Linked DNA regions of Homo sapiens: region 2 is linked to region 1. A link is a loop called in an ENCODE intact Hi-C map of the cell type or tissue named here. Cell type or tissue: GM12878. All regions are shown on one strand. Each heading gives the region's core, and the rest is flanking DNA. Links, peaks and the distances in the headings are about the cores only. Region 1 has its middle 7.8 kb from the start of TMEM183A. Region 2 overlaps KDM5B (lysine demethylase 5B).

Region 1 (12,632 bases), core at 2,972-10,971:
GATTACAGAACTGTAAGGGAGCAGGACCCTGGGCTAGTATTATCAGGCCTCTGAGCCCAAGCCACGCCACCGCATCCCTGGTGACTTGCACGTGTACGCCCAGATGGCCTGAAGTAACTGAAGAATCACAAAAGTGAAAATGCCCTGCCCCGCCTTAACTGATGACATTCCACCACAAAAGAAGTGAAAATGGCCAGTCCTTCCTTAAGTGATGACATTACCTTGTGAAAGTCCTTTTCCTGGCTCAAAAAGCTCCCCCACTGAGCACCTTGCGACCCCCACTCCTGCCCACCAGAGAACAAATCCCCTTTGACTGCAATTTTCCTTTATCTACCCAAATCCTATAAAACGGCCCCACCCTTATCTCCCTTCACTGACTCTCTTTTCCGACTCAGCCCGCCTGCACCCAGGTGATTAAGAGCTTTATTGCTCACACAAAGCCTGTTTGGTGGTCTCTTCACACAGACGCGCATGAAAAGTAAATAAATAAATAAATTAAAAAAAAAAGAAAAGTATCACCGCGACACATAAGAAGTTATTTGGTTTCCTAAGTTATTCTCCTTTATCCTTCTAACTTCCTTGCAGCTCCTAAAAGGTGATAATCCCTGGCTTGGGAAACTTAGGACCCAGGCATCCAATCCGCTGGATCTACCAGAGAGTATCTTATTTTCAGTCTAACGAGCTGGCACCAAGTTTGTTAGGAGAAAAACCTCAGGCCTTTTACTAACATTATGTAACAGACTACCACCAGGGATCTTGCTAATAGGCTTGAATCAATTAGGAATTAAAATTGAAGCTGAAGAGAATTGATTACAATTATGAAATATTCAAATTTAATTTATCTAAAGTTACAACATGAAACAAATGTCTAATAAGCTGTTAACAAAAGAAAATTCTTTCAAATAAGGTTTCTATTTATATGTAATTCATGTTTGTAGTCCAGTTCAAAATGCAGATGGTAAGTGCTGAGGCTTCTCATTTCACAACGTTATCAATAAAAAATTCATGGCCGGGTATGGTGGCTCACGCTTGTAATCCCAGCACCTAGGGAGGTGGAGGCGGGAGAATACTTGAGCTCAGGAGTTTGAGACCTGCCTGGGCAACAAGACCCCATTCTCCACAAAAAGGTAAAAAAAAAAAAAGACCAAAAAAAGTGTAATAAAAATTTCACAAGGTTCACATAGATGTAGATTTCTACTCATGTGGCACCCTGTTGAAAACACTCAGGCATTCAGATTCTGGAGGAAATCAAAGTTACAAGAAACATAAACCCTATTACAATGTCACTATAAAAAACTTGGGTTTTAACAAGAATGTTGTCTCATTTTTCAGCAGTATAATTACTATTTTAATGCATTGGATGAAAGAAATGCTAGTTCCCAAAACTGTTTATTTCTTTTTTTTTTTTTTTGAGACGGAGTCTCACTCTGTCACCCAGGCTGGAGTGCAGTGGCACGATCTCAGCTCACTGCAACCTCCGCCTCCCGGATTCAAGCAATTCTCCTGCCTCAGCCTCCCGAGTAGCTGGGATTACAGGCATGTGCCACCACACCTGGCTAATTTTTTTGTATTTTTAGTACAGACGGGGTTTCACCAAATTGGCCAGGCTGGTCTTGAACTCCTAACCTTGTGATCCACCCACCTCGACCTCCCAAAGTGCTGGGATTACAGGCGTGAGCCACCGCGCCCGGCCTCAAAACTGTTTATTTCATCTTTCAAAATTTCTAGACTGAGAAGATTTTAAGCAAATCCTCTGAGACTCTTAAGTCCTTGGGCCAATATAGTGGAACAAATGATCCTACTCTTTCATTCCACCTTTTATTAAAAAGCAACAATTTTTAATTAATAGCACTGTTAATCTCCAGACCAGAAGATACAAGTTCTTGCTAGGAAGACAAGTAAAAGTTACTAAAATTGTTATTATGTTTAAATGCAAGTGGCTTAACCTAGCTATTAGGAAGAAAGTGAAAGGAAAATGTTGTTTTCAAATATTTTCCTCAGAAAAGTGGGAAATTCAAGGACAGCAGATAAATATATACAGCATTCGAATGCTATATTTCTAGATTATGTCCACCCTACTTTTTTGGTATTAAACTGTCCTTTAGACCCGGCACGGTGGCACACACCTGTACTCCCAGCACTTTGGGAGGCCGAGGAGGGTGCATTACAAGGCCAGGAGTTCAAGATCAGCCTGGCCAACATGGTAAAACCCTGTTTCTACTAAAAAACAAACAAACAAAAACAAAAATTAGCCGGGCATGGTGGCGGGTGACTGTAGTCCCAACTACTTGGGAGGATAGCTTGAACCCAGGAGGCGAAGGTTGCAGTGAGCCGAGATCGCACCACTGCACTCCAGCCTGGGCGACAGAGCGAGACTCCATCTCAAAAAAAAAAAAAAGGTTGTTATTTATTTTGCACTAATAGTAAATGCTCACAGGAGGTGTTTGCTTTTTAAGGTTCCTTTATCTTGAAAACTTAAAGATGGCAAATCTATGTTGGTTGTCATAATTTTCTTTCAAATTTTAATAGCCTGTGAAACCCTAAAGCCTGGGAATCATTGCTTTGGAGGTATTGGAAAAGTATCCCTTCGGTTTGAATAAATAAATACATGACAGTGGGATTTCCTACTGAAGGCAGTTTAGTATAAAAAAGCAATATTTTGAAAGTAGTCAAGAGTGCAGCTTGTGAAGTCAGACTTGCTTGCATTCAAAACTTCCCTCTGCCATTTATTATCTGTGTGACCTTGGAAAAGTTACTTAACCTCTCTGAACCTCAGTTTCCTTGCCTGTAAATTTCAGATAATAAAAACACCTGCTTCACTGGGTTGTTGAAATAATTAATTGAATTAACCCATAAAAAGCATTAAAAATAGCACATAGTAAGCCTCTCAGCTATTATTATAGTGGTGAAAAAGTTGTGGTAGTTGTTATTTGAAAACACCTTAGGTGACTGATTCCTTTTTGCTTCTACTGCATTAGGACAGAATACATAGAGTCAGAAGGAAGGCAACCCATTCCAGTTTATTAAAATGCTAAGACTAGTTAGTACCTAACATACAAGTGGCAGGGTTAGAATTCAGACTATCTCCAAAGTTCATATATTAAAAAAACACTGTTCACTTTGGGAGGCCAAGGCAGGTGGATGATTGAGGTCAGTAGTTCGAGACCACCCTGGCCAACATGGTAAAACCCCATCTCTACTAAAAATACGAAAAAAAAAAAATTAGTCAGGCATGCTGGGACATGTCTGTAGTCCCAGCCACTCGGGAGGCTGAGGCAGGAAAAAACACTGTCTTGGCCAGGTGCAGTGGCTCCCAGCACTTTGGGTGGTAGAGATGGGAGGATCACTTGATGCCAGAAGTTCGATACCAGCCTGGTCACCATAGTGAGACACCATCTCTGTTAAATAAATAAATAAGAATAAGAAATAAAAATAAAAACCACTGTCTTATACTGCCTCTAAGATTAAAAGAGTCATACTGAACTTTTGCCTTTGATTAATATTAGTAGTCTAAGTGTAAGTTCCTCTGAGCTGGCCACACCATGGTCAAGGCATTGTGACATTCTCCCACCCTTGTGATAATGTACTTTGTGATATTCCCTATCCTTGTGAATGTGCTTTGTAACGCTCCTGCCCGCCCTTGTGACAATACAGTCTCCCCCTCCGCCTTGTGAACGTACTTTGTAACATTCCTCCCTGCCCTTGTGACAATGCGTCCTCTCTGCCCTTGTGAATGTACTTTGTAACATCCTCCCCGCCCTTGAGAATGTACTTTGTAACATCCATCCTTTGCCCACAAAAATTGCTCCTAACTCCACGGCCTATCCCAAACTTATAAGAACCAATGATAATCCCACCACACTTCGCTGACTCCTTTCTCGGACTCAGCCCACTTGCACCCAAGTGAATAAACAGCCTTGTTGCTCACACTAAGCCTGCTCAGGTGGTCTCTTATACAGATGCGTGTAACAGTTAGTACACGTGGAGTCAAACTAAGAGAAAACCTGTAACAGAAAACAAACTGAAAGCGTACTTAAACAATGAATTTCTATGATGTGCTAAAGCTGTGGAAAAGATCTGAGAAGAATCTGATTCATAAGAAGAATGCAGTGAGCCAAGATCGCGCCACTGCACTCCAGCCTGGTGACAGAGTGAGACTCCATCTCAAAAAAAAAAAAAAAAACAAAAAAAAAACAGCTGTGGCACTAGAAAAACTGCATTTATTGCATTTATTAAATCTAGGGAAAATTGCTTGTGATTAACTTTACCCACCTTATTTAAAATATAGTATATTGATGCCGAGCGCGGTGGCTCACGCCTGTAATCCTGGCACTCTGGGAGGCCGAGGCCGGCAGATCACCTGAGGTCAGGAGTTCAAGACCGGCCTGGCCATCATGGTGAAACCCCATCTCTACTAAAAATACAAAAATCAGCCGGGCATTGTAGCCGGCATCTGTAGTCCCAGCCACTTGGGAGGCTGAGGCATGAGAATCACTTGAGCCCAGGAGATCGCACCACTGCACCCCAGCCTGGGTGACAGACTGAGACTGTCTCAAAAGCAAAAAATAAAATACAATATAGTATATGGCCAGGTGTGGTGGCTTACACCTGTAATCCCAATACTTTGGGAGGCCGAGGCAGGAGGATTGCTTGAGGCCAGGAGTTTGAGACCAGCCTGGTCAACATAGTGAGACCTCATCTCTATTTTATAAAATAAATTTTAAAAATAAAATATAGTATATGATACAAATAGTTCAATTCACATAGTTCTCAGTGGTTTTCAGTTAAAAATAATAGTAACAAATAGAGTAGCCTAGCGTTGGGAAGCTCAGGCTCTAGAGGCAGATGTTCTCAGTTTCAATCACTGTTCTTCTCTTAATAGCTACATAACCTGGAGCAGATTACTTAATCTCACAAAAATTCAGTTTCCTTATCTATAAGATGAGCTTCATAATGATTCCCAATTCATAGAGTTGCTTTAAGGATTAAATGAGATAATACAATATATGGAAAGCTCTTAGCTCAGCACCTGGCACATAATAAGCACTCAATAAAGGTGGGCTGCACTTAAAACTAGAAGCATATTCATTTGAATCAGTAGCTCTCAGCCATGACTGCACAATGGACTCCCTCCCTGGTGGTGGCATTTTATAAAGTACTAGTGACCTGGCCCTACACCCAAAGTTTCATATTCAATCAGTCTGAGGTGTAGCCTGGGCACTCGCATTATTTTAAAACAATCCCTAGAGGGCCAGGCTGGTGGGCCACACCTGTAGTTCCAGCTACTCTGGAGGCTGAGGAGGGAGGATCCTTCAAGACCAGGAGTTATTCTCTTAAAAACAAACAAAAATAATCCCCAGATGACTTTAATGTTCCGTCCAAATATTGAGAACACAGGTTTAGATCAAGGGCCAGCAAACCAGAGGCTGCAGGCCAAATCTGACCCCTACATATTTTTTGTAAATAAAGTTTTATTGAAATACTCCTACCTATTTATGTATTATCTGTGGCTACTTTTTTTCTTTTTTAACCAACTGATAATCACTTAAAGAAAATTGATTAATCCTGTGCAGAGGTGACTTCAACAGCTGGCTCAATACTGATGAAAGTAATCAATTTAGCAATTCAGAAGTTCTGTGTCAGTCAGTGAGTCGCTTGTGGATTCTTATGGGGATTTATCTTGGATTCTTACAAGTCTTAAACAAACTTCACCACAGGAGTTTTTCTCTTAGTGATTCTTAGAATCTTGGTAGGGATCTAAAATGGTCCTTTCACTTTGAGATTATTTTCCTTTGCACTTTTGATCAAGTCAGCACACATCTTCTCCAGGGATGTCAGGTTGCAGCTAGTTAGGGTAATTTTATTTTCAGAGACAGGGTCTCGCTCTGTCGCCCAGGCTGGAGTTCAGTGGCGCGATATCAGCTCACTGCAGCCTCGACCTCCTGGGCTCAAGAGATCCTCCCACCTCAGCCCCCCAAGTAGCTGGGACCACAGGTGCGCACCACCACGCCCGAATAAATTTTGTATTTTTTGTAGAGAAAGAGTCTCTCTATATTGTCCAGGCTAGTCTTGAACATGGGCTCAAGTGATCCACCACCTGCCTTGGCCTTCCGAAATGCTGGGACTACAAACGTGAGCCACCGCGCCTGGCCGGTTAGGGTAATTCTAATTCAGTGAATTAACTTGTGGTTCCAGGGATGTCTTTCTCATGTTGTTAAAAGCTGCGTCTGTGGCATGATTTCCTCTGGAGAGTGAACAGCGGCGAGTCAGTTGCAGGAGCGGGTGGACCAGAGTTCCGGTACAGCTGGGACCAGGTCTTCCTCAAAGAGCTATCTGTGGCTCCTTTCACTCTACAAGGCGTAATAATGACAAAGACCGAATGATCCTCAAAGTCTAAAATATTTGCCGTCTGGCCCTTTACAGCAAGTTTGCAGACTTCTAATTTAGAATAAAGTTTCTGGGCACTCTGCACCACAAGAGGGCAGTATAGCCTCAGTACGTGATAATTGAGTCTACAAAAATTTGCACATCAGGAATTACAGAAATGAACATATTTTTCCCACCTATAGGCTCCTTTCTCTAATTTACAAACATGCACAAGTCTACTCTGTCCTGAAAACCTCCATGACAAACACTGTTCCCTCCTCTATCTACCATGACTAATAAGAACACCTTTTGCCCATTGTCTTTGTTTCTTCAGCACCTAGACAATTCTTGTGTCACCAGACTCGGGCTTCAAAATTCACCTGTCCATTGAAACTACTCTTAAGGTAGCCAGTGACCTCTTCATTGCATTTTCTACATTCTCTTTCTTATATTTCTATGAGATCTCATCCTTCTTGAAATCATCTTTACGATGATACTCCATTTTTTTAGCTCTCTTCATTATCTCTCTGGCTACTCTCACGGTGACAATGCTCTTTTTTCTCCTTCTATAACCTGTGTTCCCTATTCCACTCTGTTTAAGATGGGCATCAGTCCAGATAAATGCTGTTTTTGCTTTTGCAAATTATTAGCCTTACAAAGTTTTGGGCCGGGTATGGTGGCTCATGCCTGTAATCCCAGCACTTTGGGAGCCCGAGGCGGGTGGATCACGAGGTCAGGGGTTTGAGACCAGCCTGACCAACACGGTGAAACCCCGTCTCTACTAAAAATACAAAAATTAGCTGGGCATGGTGGCGGGTGCCTGTAATCCCAGCTACTCAGGAGGCTGAGGCAGGAGAATCGCTTGAACCCGGGAGGAGGAGGTTGCAGTGAGCCGAGATCGCGCCACTGCACTCCAGCCTGGGCGACAGAGCGAGACTCGTCTCAAAAAAACAAAAACAAAACAAAACAAAACAAAGTTTGGGAATCAGATTGCTAACTTATAAGGGGCATGGCCAGGACTTAGTATGCAATGGGGCCAGGTAAGAAGGAATTGCTATTAACTGAAGAGGTTTGATCAAGTACCACGTCCCAAGGGCAGACCAGAATGAGTTGGGGGGTGAACACAATCTTCCTCAGCTTCATAATCCCACACTTCATGATCCAGTCAATTTTGGGGGCCAGACCCAAGTCTAATCCTTAGTATCTTTATACTGTTTCCTCTATCAGGGAATACCTGCTCCATTCCTTTCTCCTGGGTAACATAGGAGCTCTGTAGGATTAAAAAAAAATGGAGTTCCATGCTAGCTATAAACACTCTACTTGCAGTTACTATAATTAGCTGAGAGCTCTGGGAATTTTCAAGTTTCATTCACGCTGTAGTATGAATCAGAACTTCATCTCTTTTTCTTGCTAAATAGTGTTCCATTTTATGTATGCACCACATTGTGTTTTTCCGTTCATCTGTTGAGGGACATTTGAGTTGCTAATGTGAATAATGCTGCTATAAATATGGGTCCACAAATATTATTTCAAGACCCTGCTTTCAATTCTTTTGGTATATATCCAGCAGTGGAATTACTGGATCATGTGGCAATTCTATTTCTAATTTTTTGAGGAACCACCATACAGTTTTCCACAGCAGCTGCACCATTTTACATTTCCACAAACAGTGCACAAGGATTTCAACTTTTGTTCATCCTAGCCAGCACTTGTTATTTCCTGTTTCTTTTTAATAGTAGTCATCCTAATATGTGTGGGATGGAATCTCATTGTGGTTTTGATTTGCACTCCCCTGATGATCAGTGATATTGAGCATCTTTTCATGTGCTTATTGGCCATTTATATATCTTCTTTGGAGAAATGTCTATTCAACTCCTTTTGCCCATTTTTGAATCAGGTTTTTTTGTTGTTGTTGCTGCTGTTGAGTGTTTGGAGTTCTCTATATAAACTGGATACTAATCCCTTATAAGATACATGATTTGGGCTGGATGTGGGGGCTCATGCCAGTAATCCCAGCACTTTGGGAGACTGAGGCAAGAGGATTACTTGAGCCCAGGAGTTTGAGATCAGCCTGGACAACATAGCAAGACCCTGTCTTTACAAAAAATTTAAAAATTAACCAGATGTGGTGGTGCAGACCTGTGGTCCCAGCTACTCTGGAGGCTGAGGTGAGGATTACTTGAGCCCGGTAGGTTGAGGCTGCAGTGAGCTGTGATTGTGCCACTGCACTTCAGCCTGGGTGGCACAGAAAGATCCTGTCTCAAAAAAAAAAAAAAAAGATGTAGGATTTTCAAATATTTTTTCCAACTTTGTGGGTTGCCGTTTTACTCTGTTGATAGTGTTTTTGATGCACAAAAGCTTTTAATTTTCATAAAGTCTAAATTGTCTATTCTTTCTTTTGTTGCCAGTCCCCTTGGTGTCATATCCAAAAATTCATTGCCAAATCCAATACTGTGAAGCTTTTGCCTATGTTTTCTTCTAAGAGTTTTATAGTTTTAGCTCTCAAGTTTGTCTTTCATCCATATCAATTTAATTTTTGTATGTGATGTAAGGTAAGGATCCAACTTCATTCTTATGTTGTGTGCATATCCAGCTTTCAGAGCACCATTTGTTGAAAAGACTGTCCTTTTCCCATTGAATGGTCTTGGCTCCCTTATCAAAAATCATTTGACTGTATGTTAGAGTTTATTTCTGGGCTTTCTTTTCCATTCCATTAGTCTATATGTCTTCCTTTATGCCAATACCACACGTTTTGATTACTGTAGCTTTGTAGTGAGTTTTGAAATAAGGAAGTGTGAGTCCTCCAACTTTGCTCTTCTTTTTCAAGACTGTTTTGCCTACTCAAGGCAAATTCCATATGAATTTTAGGAAGGATTTTTCTATTTCTGCAAAAGACATCATTGGGATTTTGATGGGTATTGCATTGAATCTGTAGATGACTTTGAAAGTATTAACATCTTAACAATATTAAGTGTTCCAATCAATGAACATAGGATGGCTTTCCATTTATTTATGCTTTCTTTAATTTCTTTGGCAATATTTTGTAGTTTTCATTGTACAAGTCACATCCTTGGCTAAGTGAATTCCTAAGGACTTTGTTCTCTTTGATGGTATTAGAAATAGATTTCTTTTTCATTAATTTCATTTTCAGAGTGTTTATTCTGTTTATTACTTCATAGAAATTCAACTGATGTTTTTGTGTTGATTTTGTATCCTGCTAATTTGCTGAATTAGTTTAATAGTTCTAACAGGTTTTTTTGGTAGAATCTTTAGGACTTTGTACATATAAGATCATATCATCTTCAAACAGAGAAAATTTTGCTCTTCTTCTCAAATTTGGATTTTTTTTCTGTCTTTCTTTGTGCCTAATTGCTCTGGCTAGAATTTCCAGTACTATGTTGAGTAGAAGTGGCAAAAGCGGGCATCCTTGCCTTGTACCTGATCTTACAGGAAAAGTTTTTAGTCTTTTACTATTCAGTATGACGTTCACTGTGAATTCTTTATATATGATTTTATTATGTTGTGGTAATTTTCTTCTATTCCCAGGTTGTGGAATGTTTTTATAATGAAAGTATGTTGAATTTTGTCAAATGCTTTTTCTGCATCAATTGAGATAATTATGTGGTTTTCTTCCCCTTCGTTATGTTAGTGTGGTGTATTACATTGGTTTTCATATGTTAATCCATTATTACATCCGGGAATAAATCCCCCTTGATCACGGTATATAATCCTTAAGATGCTGCTTAATTCTTTTGGCTAGTATTTTATTGAGGATTTTTATATGAATGTTCAAAAGGGATATTGATCTGTAGTGTCCTTATTGTATCTTTGCTAGCTTTGGTATCAGGGCAAAACCAGCCTCACAGGATGAACTAGGGAGTGTTTCCTCCTCTTAAATTTTTTGGAACAGCTTGAGGATTCATGTTAGCTCTTTAAATGTTTGGTAGAATTCACCACAGAAGCCATCAGATCCAGGGCTTTCTTTGTCAGGAGATTTTTTTTATTACTGATTAGATCTTACTAATTATGAGTCAACTCATAGTTTCTATTTTTTAACGATTCAGTCTTGGTAGGTTTTGTGTTTCTAGGAATTTGTCCGTTTAATCTGGGATATCCAATTTGTTGGCATACAATTGTTCATAATACTCTCTTATAATCCTTTTTATTTCTGTGAATCAATAGTAATGTCCCACTTTCTGATTTTAGTATTTTAGTCTTCTCTCCTTTTATTCTTACTCAGTCTAGCTAAAGATTTATCAATTTTGTTCGTCTCTTCAAAGAACAACTTTTGGATTAGTTTCTTTTCTTTTTCTTTGAGACAGAGTCTCGCTCTGTCACCCAGGCTGGAATGCAGTGGTGCAATCTCAGCTCACTGCAAACTCTGCCTCCCGGGTTCAAGTGATCCCCTCACCTCAGCCTCCCAAGTAGCTGGGATTACAGATGTGCACCACCACACCTAGCTAATTTTTGCATTTTTTGCGGAGACAGAGTTTCACCACATTGGCCAGGCTGGTCTTGACCTCCTGGCCTCAAGTGATCCACCCACCTCGGCCTCCCAAAGTGCTGGGATCACAGGTGTGAGTCATCGTATTTTCTTTATTATTTTTCTGTTCTCTGTTTTGTTTATCTCTGCTTTTATCTTTATTAGTTCCTTCCTTCTGCTAGCTTTGAACTTTGTTATCTTTTTCTAGTTCTTGAAACTGTAAGTTAGGTTGTTGATTTGAGATCTTTCTTCTTTCTAAATATGAGAATTTATAGCTATAAATTAACCCCTTTACATGGCTTTTGTTGCATCCTCTAAGTTTTGGTATGTTGTATTTTAATTTTCATTTATCTCTAAGTATTTTCCAATTTCCCTCTGTGATTTCTTCTTCCTCTTCTAAAGGGAGGTCCTAGAATATAGTTCCTGATAAGCTATGACAAAATTTTAGTATGTCGAGTGGGGTACCTCAGTAGTCACTCTCATAGAAGTAGACTATAATAGGCCGGGCACAGTGGCTCACGCCTGTAATCCCAGCACTTTGGGAGGCCGAGGCGAGCGGATCACGAGGTCAGGAAATCGAGACCATCCTGGCTAACACGGTGAAACCCCATCTCTACTAAAAATACAAAAAAAATTAGCCGGGCGTGGTGGCGAGTGCCTGTAGTCCCAGCTACTCGGGAGGCTGAGGCAGGAGAATGGCGTGAACCTGAGGCAGGAGAATGGCGTGAACCTGGGAGGCGGAGCTTGCAGTGAGCCGAGATCACGCCACGGCACTCCAGCCTGGGCGACAGAGCAAGACTCCATCTCAAAAAATAAAAGAAAAAATAAAAGAAGTAGACTAGAATAGTGGTTACCACAGGACGGGGAGAGTAGTTGGGGAGCAAGCATCATGACAGATTGTTCAGTGAGTACAAAGCTGTAGTTAGATAGGGGGAATAAGTTCTGGTGGTCTATTGTATACTAGGATGACTAGAGTTAACAATAATGTCTGTTTCAAAAGAGCTAGAGGAGAGGTTTGTTAATGTTATCCTCACAAATAAATAAATGTTCAAGGTGATGGGTATGCTAATTACTCTAATTTTGTCATTGCACAATTTATACAGGTATTGAAACATCACATTACACTCCATAAATATGTACAATTATTATGTGCCAGTCACAAAATTTTTTTAATGTACATAGGATAATGGTCCAATGATCAAGAATGTCAGGATAGCTAACAAATACTTTGAATAAAATATAATACAGTAGGATGATTAAAAAAAGAAACTCGGGGTAAGAAAGAATATTTTGCCGGGCACAATGGCTCACACCTGTAATCTCAGCACTTTGGGAGGCCGAGGTGGGCAAATGGTTTGGATTCAGGAGTCCAAGACCAGCCTGAGCAACATGGCAAAAACCTGTCTCCACTAAAAATACAGAAAATTAGCTGGGTGTGGTGGTGCACACCTGTAGTCTCAGCTACTTGGGAGGCTGAGGCAGGAGGATTGCCTGAACCAGGGAAGTTGTCTGCAGTGAACCATGATTGCACCACTGCACTCCAGCCTGGGCAACAGGAGTAAAAAAACACTGCCTCAAAACAAAGAAGAAAGAATATTTGTAGAATATATAAAAGTTCTCTAAAAGCATCAACAGTGGGTAATAGGAAAGAATCACTATTGTAATACTCAGAATTGTCAAGTTATAAAATGTAAAGGAAGGACAGCTGAATACGAGAAAACTATATTTTGAAAAATAACAATGTGGGCCAATTTTTAAATAAACCATATAAATACCAGGGCTA
Region 2 (12,632 bases), core at 2,312-10,311, 200 kb after region 1:
AAGCTTGCTTTTTGTAATGACATTTTGAGTTGTAGGGATTCTGTTTGTAATCGTTATGTTTTGGAAAGCTGTTTTCAGGGAGATCCCTGAAAATAAGGCTTCTTAACCCTTCCCTGCCCCAAATTAAAACACGGACACCTACTTTAGTTTTTCTTAAGCAAGTTTGAAAATGGAGATGAAATACATGCTTCAGAAAATAACTGGCCAGCGAATATGAGGGAAATGTTTGAAAATAGATCCATTTCTTACAGCGAAGTGGGCAAGGTTGATTCTTGCTGCTTAAGGGAAGTACGTTTCTCTTAGTGCAAAGAGGCCTGCAGAAGTTATAACAGGGCTGGTTAGAGCCAAGGTTTTAATTCTTGAATAATAGGTCATGTTTCACACTGTAGTAATGTAGCTTCATGTCACATGCTAGGAAGGGTGAATATGAATATTGCACATTTGCATAATGGGATTTTATTCAGAAATTGGGTAACTTGACTAAGTTCTTAGTAACCAAAACGTGGGGAGTCAGGTTCCTGGGAGGTGTCCTCCATGTTGGTATTGTGGTATACCAGGGCTGGGGTAAATCCTTTATCTTGTTTTCTTGTTCTTTGCCTTTTAGAGGGCCCTTTTTCTGAAAAGATAGTGTTGCTCTGGTTAGGCTTGGCTACCCATTTCCTCATCTTGGCTAGAATATTAATGGTAATCTTTGCAAAATGTGTGATCGAATTGCCTTTTTCTCACTCTGAATGTCAGACAGACATGATGGCCACCATTTTGTATTGAGAGTGCTACATAGTACAGCCTGAGGAAAGGGGTTAAAGAGGCACCAATAATCTACAAATACAACCAGTACTCTGTTTGGAGACCTCCTTTGTGTGGAGGGGACTTGCTTCCTCCTTTGTTTAACAAACTCCTTTGCCAAATGGAAAGAGTTTGAGAGTATTTGTTGTTGATATAACCACAAAAAGGGAAATCTTTCCAGAAGTTGTAGCTCTTGAAGAGGGGTCTTGTTGGAACAAAGGCTTCTTAAGAGATGTAAACAGTCTTTGTTTTAGAAACTGTTTTGTTTTTGGGAAAGCTAACTGTGAACAAGTGGTTTCATATAGTTGATATATAGCAACAAAAAAACCCTTCAAGAAGTGTGAAATATTTTCCATGGTGATATATATAATGTCTGTATTTCTGGATGATTTTTGTTCACCGAGTTTTTGGAACACAAATGGTTATATTAGAAGGGGAATTGGAACTATTGGTATTTTACTTGTTAGAAGGTAAGGAGAAGTATAAAACATTTCTGTCTCCTTTTGTTCTTACCTTTGTATCTTTACCAATGGTACTTAATATAGTTTCAGTTTATAGCTGCTTTCTCAGTGAGACTCCCAAACTGCTTGGCTTCTGAAAACTTAGAGTACTTACATTATTTTGTATATGGCAGCTTAGGGGTTCTCAGAAATTTGAAAATATAGTAAGATAAATGTGAGAAAACGTGATTAAGTCAAGAAGACTATACTTCAAATCTGAGTTTGAAGTTTAATACAAACCTTTGTTTCAAATTATATCAACTATGTAGGATAACCAGGCTTGTTTTCTGGACCAAAACCTTCTTAAATTTACAATTCATCTGGCTTCTGGTTTTGTCACCTTTAAAATGCAAATTTTTAATTTCCTCCATGATACTGTACTTAGATGTCTGTTTAAGGACAAATGATATTTTTCCATATCACTTTGTGGTATTTGGAGATGAGTAATTTTAAGGGTGTAACTATTAGGCAGAAAAATAGTTGGCTGCTCAGTAAATACTTTTTTGTCTCCCAAATTTTGATAGGAATATATTTATGGCTTTAGTAACTTATTTTCTTGCTTTCAAATGTCTCACATTTGGCCATAGATAGATTCCACAAATTTCTTTTTTTTTTTTTTTTTGAGACGGAATTTTGCTCTTGTTGCCCAGGCCTGGAGTGCAGTGGCTCATCACAACCTCTGCCTCCCGACCTCAGGTGATCCATGCGCCTCGGCCTCCCAAAGTGCTGGGATTACAGGCGTGAGCCACCGTGCCGGGCCTAGATTCCACAGATTTCTTCTTTGTGTCCGGAGAAGGTTTAAATCAAACCCCAGAGGCCACAAGAGACAAAAATTTTTCAGCTTTAACTTCTTGTGGTTACTAGTTTGATTCCTTCATCTTTATAGCCAAGTGTAAAACTGCCCTTAAATGTTTTAATACAGTCACCATTTTTGAGTGAGCCTGTTGGTTCCACTCCTAGAGAAGAGGGAGGAACTTATACACTTCTTTGTATGGTAGAAGTGTTAATGATATGGAGCTCATTTACTCCCTTTCCAGCGTATCATTCTCCCTAATTTGGGGTTTGATCGACTTAGGCCTAACCCTCTCTCTGTTTTCCCTATTTCTTTGGTGTCATGAAATCTTTCCCTACTTGTATCTTTGGCCACTTTAAGCCTTTAACGTTTAGAGAAGAGGCTTATCAGTAGAAACATCCTTGAGCAAAGGAAGAACTTATAACTACTTAAAAAAAAAACCCTTTTATTGAAATATACCATACAATTCACGAATTTATGATGTGTAATTCAGTGGTTTTTGATATTTTCAGAGTTGTACAACCATCACCACAATCAATTGTAGAACATTTTCATCTCCCTCAAAAGAAACCCTGAACTCACTTGTAACTACTTTTTTTTTCCTTTTTTTAAATTATACTTTAAGTTCTAGGGTACATGTGTACAACGTGCAGGTTTGTTACATATGTACACATGTGCCATGTTGGTGTGCTGCACCCATTAACTCATCATTTACATTAGGTATATCTCCTAATGCTTTCCCTCCCCCCTCCCCCGACCCCTAACTACCTTTTAAGACAAATTTAGGACTATAATGCCCAGGAGAAAAACCTGGTAGGAGGTTGGATTAAGTCCTACAGTTCTAGGCCACAAATGTCTACCTTTTTTTTTTGAGATGGAGTTTTGCTGTTGTTGCCCAGGCTGGAGTGCCATGGCGCAACGTCATGTTGCTCACTGCAACATCCGCCTCCCGGGTTCAAGCGATTCTCCTGCCTCAGCCTCCTGAGTAGCTGGGTGGGCATGCACCGCCACGCCCGGCTAACTTTGTATTTTTAGTAGAGACGAGGTTTCACCATGTTGGTTAGGCTGGTCTTGAACTCCTGACCTCAGGTGATCCACCCACCTCGGCCTCCCAAAGTGCTGGGATTACAGACGTGAGCCACCGCACCTAGGCCACAAATGTCTACCTTAAAGCTAAAACAAACTTCATTTGTTGTAGTTATTGAATGGGTGTTTAGCTAAATTTGACTTTGCCAGTGGTAAATTGGGCACATTAGTAGCCACAAACATATCTACCCAGTTGTAATTCTTAGTGAACTAATAAACAAAACGTGTAGACTTTAAGAATGTAATGTGAATGATATTGCAAATATGAGTCAGCTAAAGATTTGAGTCCCCACCCCCACTGGAAAAATTTCCTTCCCTTCCTATGGTTATAGGGTATGGTTTTAAACATGCAATCTAAACTTTTAAAAGAGCGAAATGAGTAGAGAATTACCTTTGAAAAACATTAATAAACATTCTCTATTAAAAGCCAGGGCCTGAAATTTCCTTTTTTTTTTAATCTCACTCTGTCATCCAGGCTGGCATGCAGTGTTGCAATCAAGGCTCCCTGCAGCTTCCACTTCTTGGGCTCAAGTGCTCCTCCCTCCTCAGCCTCTAATAAATTGTAGGGATGCGGTTTCTCAGTATGTTGCCCAGGCTGGTCTTGAACTCCTGGCTTCAAGCAGTTCTCCCGCTTTGGCCTCCCAAAGTGCTGGGATTACAGGCATGGGCCAGTGCACCTGGCCTGAATTATTTTGTTGAGACACTGATAAGAAAAATTAAGAGAAAATTATTAAACCTTAATTTTATTCTTTCTCTGTTTCTAGGGTAATTTTCTTTATGACCTGTTGGCCTAGACTTAGAGTATTAGAGTATTTCAGGTTGATAGATTAGTGAAAAATGTGTTTACTGGTTTACATTTATAAGTGGGTAGAAATCTGCCAGTGGGGGAATTTTCTCTTGGGTAAAAAAATACAGGGCTGGGCATAGTGGCTCGTGCCTGTAATCCCAGCACTTTTGGGAGGCCTAAGTGGGCGGATCGCTTGAGGTCAGGAGTTCAAGACCAGCCTGGCCAACATAGCGAAACCCTGTCTCTACTAAAAATATAAAAATTAGCTGGGCATGGTGGCAGGCGCCTGCAATCCCAGCTACTCGGGAGGCTGAGGCAGGAGAATTGCTTGAACCCAGGAGGCAGAGGTTGCAGTGAGCCGAGATCACTCCATTGCACTCTAGCCTGGGCAACAGGCTCAAAAAAGAAAACAAACACAACAACAACAACAACAAACAACAACAACAAAAAAACAGTGTAAACTATTTGATTAAAAAAAATGAACCCTGTTTAAATGCTGTAATGGGACCTTTTTGTAGACTTTTGTAACCTTTCATTGTTGCCTTAATTGGACCCCATTAAGGTTGGCTGTAGAAAAGGATAAGGGAAAGCCCGTGCCCCTAAAATGAAAGTGCTAATTAGGTTTCTGGTGTTCAGGGTTTTTTGAAGCCTATGCGTGTACTTCTTTCCAAATGCCATCTATAGGTTTGAAAAACTACTAACCTAGGAGTACCTTGCTTTCATCCTTGGACAGTCCTCTCAGTGTTGAGATTGTTGTGCAATTTTTTTTTCTCTAAGAGAATTTGGTATTTTCTAATATACCTGTTATAGTACAGATCATTGGCAGCCTCAAAAAAAAAAAAAGATGGAATGAAGGTTGGGAACTGGAGGGCTACACATTCTCAAATTTAAGTTTGGGTCTCTTGAAGGGGACTCACCAGAGGGCGTACCGACAAGTCTCTTTGGGGTGAGTGGGTGGGTGAGTTGATACCTTGGGAAAGCCATATTCTTAGGCTGCTGCCATTGACTTTTGATTATTTAAAGTTTGAGATACTAATAACTGGATTTATAAAATCCAGATTGTGAGAAACTTGTTTTAGACATAAGAATGGTATGCAATTGAGAAGTATTTCTTAAGTATTTATTAACTGCTGTGTCCTTGCATGGGATTAAAGAGGAAAAATTAATATGAAAATTAAATGAAAATTGTAAATAAAAATTAAATGAAAAATTAAATTGTACACTTCCACAAATTCATTCAGAAATGTTTCTTTTTCTGTCATTATTAGATGAATTCTTTGAATTTGCTTTTTACAACCAAGTTTATGAACCAGATTAATGAAGAAAAGATGTCTCTAGGACAGTGAGGCATTTCAGTTCCATAATTGTAGGATGTTTGGAACAAAGATGCAGAATTTGACTGGAATGCATTCTTTTAAGTCCTCTACCCCCCACCATGATTTAAGACACTCAGTCCTTTAACTGTAGACCATCCTTCTTAAAGCACCATCAGCATATATCTTTACACATGGCCTTAGAGTCATCCCATATGTGCTGCTGCTGCTTTTTTTTTTTAAGCATTTAAGCTTTCTTTCGGATATAAAAACTAATCATTTTGTTCTGCCAGACCCGTCACTTCAGGGAGTAAATTAAAAAATTTTATTACAAAAAATGTGAAGCATACACAAAAGTGTAAAGAATAGTTACTTTAGCTATTTTCCTGGATAGAAGAGCAGAAAGTGGAGTAGCAGCATTGGAGTTGAGACAAAACTAGGGATCTTCATTTGTAAAGAACAGCTTAGCTTAGCTTTTGTCCTATTCAGGTTATAAGTGACATTTGGGCAATTATGAGGTGAGCTTTCTAGCCTTCAGTCAGTGATGGTCATTTTGCCCAATTAGGTTGGGGATAGTATTTCTCAGTTTTAGTCAATGGCTTTGTTGCTTTGTTACACATTTGTTGGGACATGTCAAGTAACTTGACCAGCTGCAGGTCTGTTGGCACATGGAGGTGTTGGAGTCGGTTGGTGGGTGGAGGTTAGTCTCTGCTAACATCACTTCATTTCTTTATCTGTTCATTTTTGTATTGGCCAGACTTTATCTGAACTTTCTTTTCTTAGGAAGGGGCCTTCTGGTCAGAGTGGGTATTTAGCCTGACAAAACAGAGCTGACATCAGTAGTAACCAAGAAACAGAATGATGTTCTAGCCAGGCATGGTGGCTCTCACCTGTAATTCCAGCACTTTGGGAGGCTCCAGGCAGGAGGATCGCTTGAGGTCAGGCGTTTGAGATCAGCCTGGGAAACATAGTGAGACCCTATCTCTACAAAAGACAAAAAATTAGCTGGGAATGGTGACGTGCACCTGTAGTCCCAGCTGCTCGGGAGGCCAAGGTGGGAGGATGGCTTGAGCTCAGAAGTTCCAGGTTGCGGTGAGCCCTGATCACGCCACTGCACTCCAGCCTGGGCAACAGAGCAAGACGTTTCAAAAACAAACAAAACAAAATGGCTGGGTGCGGTGGCTCACACCTGTAATCTCAGCACTTTGGGAGGCCGAGGCAGGTGGATCATGAGGTCAAGAGATTGAGACCATCCTGGCCAACATGGTGAAACCCTGTCTCTACCAAAAGTACAAAATTAGCTGGGCGTGGTGGTACGCACCTGTAGTCCCAAGCTACTCGGGAGGCTGAGGCATGAGAATCACTTGAACCTGGGAGGTGGAGATTGCAGTGAGCCGATATCGCACCACTGCACTCCAGCCTGGTGACAGAGCAAGACTCCGTCTCAAAAAACAAAAACAAAACAAAAGTCCCTTTCTGGAAAAGAAGTTTTAGGGAAATGAGAATTTGAAGAGTCTGATGAATTACTTGTTAGATTGTTAGGTTCAATTTAAAAATTAGGTCATTGGAAAATATTTTCTATTAATGTCCCTTAAAATCTAAAGACTTCTCCCTGCTTCCTTGAAATAATAACTTCATTTCTGAGATAGGAGATGCCACCAGGCAGGTGGTCACATAATGACCTTTTAGAACTTGTTGATTTCATTTCACATGGTAATCTCTTGTAAAATGCTGTGAAATTTAACTATTATTTTGCAGGGATAAAAAAGAGGTTTATCAAGGGGACTGTGTGTATGTATATTTTTATTTATCACGTTTTTTTCTTTTTTAAAAATTACTTTTTTTTTTTTTGAGATGGAGTTTCACGCTTGTCACCCAGGCTGGAGTGCATGCAGTGGCGTGATCTCGGCTCACCGCAACTTCCGCCTCCCAGGTTCAAGTAATTCTCCTGCCTCAGCCTTCCTAGTAGCTGGGATTACAGGCACCTGCCACCACACCCGGCTAATTTTGTATTTTTAGTAGAGATGGGGTTTCTCCATCTTGGTCAGGCTGGTCTCGAACTCCCGACCTCAGGTGACCCGCCCACCTCGGCCTCCCAAAGTGCTGGGATTACAGGCGCGAGCCACCGCGCCCGGGTTAAAATTACTTTTCAAAAGCCAGTTCCTCTATTATGTAAAAGAGGACAGGAGGGGTATTTTCTAGATTTTAAAAAATAGGTGGGTAGAGTCTTCAATCTAGTTACATCATGACCTTGGACAAAGTCATTTTTCTGCAACGTATGCTTGTCATCTGCTCTAAGGGGATCTGACACTGACCTAGGGCTGCTGTCCAGACTAATTAATTGATGGATTGCAAGGAGCTTAAATCCCAAAGCTTTATTTGCTCATTGCTAAGAAGAGTCTGGGGACAGATTTAGTGAGACAAGGGTTAGTGCCAAGTACACATCCCTCATTTTCCCATATAGTGAAGGGATTTCCCCTTGTCCCCCGGGGACAGAGTCTTGCTCTGTTGCCCAGGCTGGAGTGCAGTGGTGCAATCATAGTTCATTGCAGCCTTGACCTCATGAGCTCAAGCCGTCCTCTCACCTCGGCCTCCTGAATAGCTGGGACCACAGGTATACATGCCACCACACCCAGAATTATTATTTTTTTTTAGGGACAGGGTCTTGCTGTGTTGCCGAGGCTGGTTCGAACTCCTGGCCTTAAGCCATCCTCCCACCTCAGCTTCCCAAAGTGCTGGGACTACAGGCATGAGCCACTGCACCTGGCTGTGAAGGGATTGTTTTCTTTTTTTCTTGTTTTGTTGCCCAAACTGTAATGCAGTGGCACAATCACAGCTCCTTGGAGCCTCGAACTCCTGGGCTCAAATGATCCCACCTCAGCCCCCCATTTAGTTGAGATTACAGGCACACACCACCATGCCTGGCTAATTTTTCAAATTTTTTTGTAGAGATGGTGTCTCACTATGTTAGCCAGGCTGGCCATGAAGGGATGTTTTAAAAGTGAAACTTGAAAAGGCAAACCGCACCCCGCAACCCCAAAAAAAGGCAAAAACCCATCATCAAAACCAGAGTATAGCCAGCATAGTGGCTCACACCTGTAATCCCAGCACTTGGGGAGGTGCAGGTGGGAGGATTGCTTGAGCACAGGAATTTGAAACCAGCCTGGGCAACATAGCAGACCCTATCTGTACAAAAAAAAAAAAAAAAGACAAAAACCAATCGAACAAAAAAAACCCTAGAATATATAGACTATAATCCTTCAATTGGTTTAGACAAAGCTTTTCTGTCCCTGAATCTTTATTTTTTTTGAGACAGGGTCTCACTATGTTGCCAGGCTGGAGTGCAGCATGATGTGATCTTGGCTCACTGCAAACTCCGCCTTCTGGGCTCAAGTCATCCTTCCACCTCAGCCTCCCTAGTAGCTGGGACTGGGACTACAGGTGCATACCATCATGCCCAGCTAGTTTTTGTATTTATTTTAATAGAGACGGGGTTCACCATGCTGCCTAGGCTGGTCTTGAACTCCTGAGCTCAAGCAGTCCACCTGCCTAGGCCTCCCAGAGTGCTGGGATTACAGGCACAAGCCACTATGCCCGGCCTGTCCCTAAACAGATTAGTGAGATTAACATGTTTTAAAAGGTAGAGCTGTTAAAAATTATTTCAGAAAATTTGCAGGTGCATTTGTGTGTCTTATGTAGTGCATGTATATAGGCAGGAGTTTAGTTTGGTGAGATTTGTATTAAGAAGGGTTTACAGTGATTTAAATTTCCCCTAATATGGGATGACTGTGACATTGTGGAAGCCACGCAAATAGAAGGATATTGTACTTACTAACATAATTTAAATAATCTCAATTCATGTCTGACAGGAGGGGTCAATAGTTGAAGTCTAGTAATTTTGCAATTATCCTACTTGTAAAGTGGGGAGAAAAGTAGAAGTGGCAGGAAAAATGTTTACCTAGATCTTTTAAGAAAATATTTTAGGACAAGAGCCACCATCATATTTTATTCTTTTATTTATTTATTTATTGAAGTTAATTATATTTAGACTTAAGGAATTAACAAAGGAGCAGGGAGACTAGACCAGGTCCCAGGATATCTTGACTCCTTGGGGCAGGCCCAGCTACAGCAAGCACAGAGGGAAACATAGGGGAGGGGCAGATAGCAGATTTGGTCTTGAACTTGGAGGGTAGGAAATGGATGATCCCCAGGATGGAAGCAGCAGGAGGAAGCTGTGTCTGAGGATGGCCTGGGCTGCCCAGAGGGGCAGCCTACCCCTGGACCCCTGGGGCTGTTGCACAGCGGGAATGGAAACAAGGATCCTCCCCTCAGGGCTGAGGGGTTCAGTCCCTCCTCCCCTCTTTCCCCATCTGTTGGAGAGATGGGGGTCCTTGCCTCCTTGCCCCTTTGAATGGCCCAGATGCTGGTCCTGATTGAGTCTCTTTAAGAGACTTTTGCTGAACTCATAAGTGGTGATCGTGATAGCATAGGAGGGGATAGACTTGATGATCCAAGGGAGGAAGCCTGCAAAGAGCCCTCTGATGCCCGACTTGGCACAGATCCACCTCTGAGCAACCAGGTAGAGTCCGCATCCAGGGATGTCACTTCCACGGCTTCCATCACTCCGAGTGTGGCCTGGTGTTGAGTCTTCATCACGACAAAGGTTAGGGTCAGCACTGTAGCCAGCATCATGGTGATGCTGCCAGCTGCAAAGCTGACTCCTATGGTTGTCATGGGACCATGGAGTTCCTTTGGCCTGAGCCCATTCAGCCAGCTCTTCACTAGCTCGTAGTTGAACCAGTACAGGGCTGAGAAGGGCACATTTCTAAGGAGAGTGGGGCCCCGGCACAGCCACAGTGAGCACCAACCACTCTAAGCCACCGGAGCTCAAACACAGGTACCAGCACATAGTATAACATATGCTAAACCTGCAGCTTTGTCTGCATAAGCTCCAGGGCACTGATGATTGCAGTGATAGTGCCAGGGTGGACCAGCACACCAGCTACCAAGGTTATGTAGAGGTAAGGGCTCAGCCACACAGGCAGGCCTTGAGTTGGTTGTAGGCAGTGAAGTAGTTGGTGGTAGCTGGCACAGTCATCACCAGGGTGGCTGGGAGGCCACTCCACAGGGTCCTGGTGCCCTTGTGCCTCAGAATCTTCACAGAGGCATCCAAGGTGCCAGTGAAGCTGGTAGGGTCTTAAAACCAGGTGGCACAGCGGGGACCATTTGGTCATAGGTACAGAGGCTCCAGGACACCATTGTAGTACAGGATTGGAGAGAGGAGGGCAGCTTGGCATAAGAGAGGCTCTGAAGTCTGGAGGAAGGTGTCAGCTCACTGGCCACCAGCGGGCACTGAGGCTGCAAATGGACCTTCCACCATGTCCAGGGGTGTCACGAGGAAGGAGGTGACCACAGCCCTTGAAACGTGAGACCACCATTTGTTGGAGGGAGCTAATGCCCCCAGAGTCCTGTCAGTCATCTTGCAGCTTCAGTCCTAGCTCTAGATTGGTGCTTGTACAGTGCGAGGCTGGTCAGGCCCATTACAGCTCTGTGGCCTCACCTTGCACCAAGACTGACTCCCTGTATTTTACTCCCTATATTTTATTATTTACCAACAATTAGACAATCTTCACCTTGCACCAAGACTGACTCCCTGTATTTTACTCCCTATATTTTATTATTTACCAACAATTAGACAATCTTATGTTAAAAAAAAAAAGTTAATTAGGACCCCTATGTAATCATATAAACTTAAATTTCCTAGTTTTTTATTCAAATATATCTTCTGTTATTGGACCTCATAACATTGCCTCTTAGGTAAACCCATGTAGAGAGTAGTCCCCTCTTTTTTTTTTTTTGAGATGGAGTCTTGCTCTGTTGCCTAGGTTTGAGTGCAATGGTGCGATCTCAGCTCACTGCAACCTCTGCCTCTGGGTTCAAGTGATTCTCCTGCCTCAGCCTCCTGAGTAGGTGGGATTACAGCGACGTGCCACCACGCCCAACTAATTTTTGTATTTTTAATAGAGATGGGGTTTCACTATGTTAGCCAGGCTGGTCTCAAACTCCTGACCTCGGATGATCTGTCTGCCTCAGCCTCCCAAAGTGCTGAGATTGCAGGTGTGAGCCACTGCGCCCAGCTTCTAGTAGTCTCCTCTTATCTGCAGAAAGGAAAACCACGGATAGAATTTGTCAACTGCTGTCCAAAAATAGGTGAGGACAGTACAATAAGATATTTTGAGAGAAAGACTACATTCATGTAACTTTTATTATTATTATTTTTTATTATTTATTTTTTGGAGACAGAGACTTACTCTGTCCCCCAGGCTGGAGTGCAGTAGTGTGTCTCGGCTCACTGCAATCTCTGCCTCCTGGGCTCAAGCGATTCTCATGCCTCAGCCTCTTGAGTAGCTGAGACTACAGGCACCTGCTACCACGCCCGGCTAATTTTTGTATTTTTAGTAGAGTTGGGGGTTTTACCATGTTGGCCAGGCTGGTCTTGAACTCCTGACCTCAAGTGATCTGCCCGCCTCAGCCTTCCAAAGTTCTGGGATTACAGGTGTGAGCCACCACACCCGGCCCCATGTAACTTTTATTACAGTGTATTGTTTAATTGTTATTGTTAATCTCTAACTGTGCCTAATTTATAAGTTAAATTTTATCATAGGTATGTATGTATAGGAAAAAAACATAGTATATATAGGGTTTAGTATTTGCTATCCATGGTTTCAGGCATCCACTGGGGGTCTTGGAATGTATCCCTCCAGATAAGGGTGGGGACTACCATATGCTACATTTCTATTGTGACTTTAATGTGGATTTTTTGGTCTTGAATCAGTCACTTAATACTGCTTTCTAAATGTATTAAGACACTCCCCAATGGTATATGTACCATTTAAAATTGTCAAATGCTTAGGTATTTTTGTTAGGAGTAGATAGCTAGGCTAAGATTTCTTTTCCCAGCTATGTACTTTATGTGCCCTTAGGCAGATTGTTGTGCATTCTTGAGTTAATTTTTGCCATCTCACTGGCTTGACCAAATTGTAATGTTCAGAGAACTAAAGCCTAAACTTAGTGTGTTTCAAGCACTTGATTGGAACTTTTCATTAAGCACATATTCTTATGGGGCATACATACTACAGGCTACAGATACTGAAACATTTTAATACTACTCTAATCACATAACCCCAGAAACAAAGAACAAATCCCTATCAAGCCCACATAATTACAAGGTCTTTAAGGCAGGATCCTCCCAATTTTCTGTGGTTATACCAACTCATCATTTGGTGACATTTAAACCAGATGGTAATATCTCATCCTTGCCAGGCTTTAACTTGGAAGAGATGGGAGGTAGGAGCCCTTAGGATTTG

Evidence for each region. Hi-C counts contacts between places; a loop is a spot of excess contacts. Peaks named below come from ENCODE experiments on the same cell type or tissue, not always from the same donor. Only the 100,000 strongest peaks of a DNase experiment are listed, where the experiment ranks them.
Region 2: a loop joins it to region 1, with 2.5 times the contacts of the local background. A loop is called at or near these places in 20 of 110 quality-filtered maps.

Annotation. Positions count from the first base shown.
Region 1 is chr1:202,993,285-203,005,916 of GRCh38, reverse strand. It overlaps the pseudogene MGAT4FP and the pseudogene RPS20P8. Among named protein-coding and RNA genes, the nearest start is that of TMEM183A, 7.8 kb to the left of the region's middle. RefSeq lists a cis regulatory region at 1-214 and an enhancer at 1-740. In GM12878, for the core only: a CTCF peak has its summit at 6,476 (motif pointing right); a DNase peak (open chromatin) is centred at 6,466; H3K4me3 peaks cover 430 bases.
Region 2 is chr1:202,794,142-202,806,773 of GRCh38, reverse strand. All of the region lies in intron 1 of KDM5B (lysine demethylase 5B), which reads left to right. It also overlaps the pseudogene SLC25A39P1. Among named protein-coding and RNA genes, the nearest start is that of KDM5B, 8.0 kb to the left of the region's middle. RefSeq lists enhancers at 9,915-10,415, 10,416-10,916. In GM12878, for the core only: no CTCF peak of the experiment used is centred there; DNase peaks (open chromatin) are centred at 4,585 and 5,843.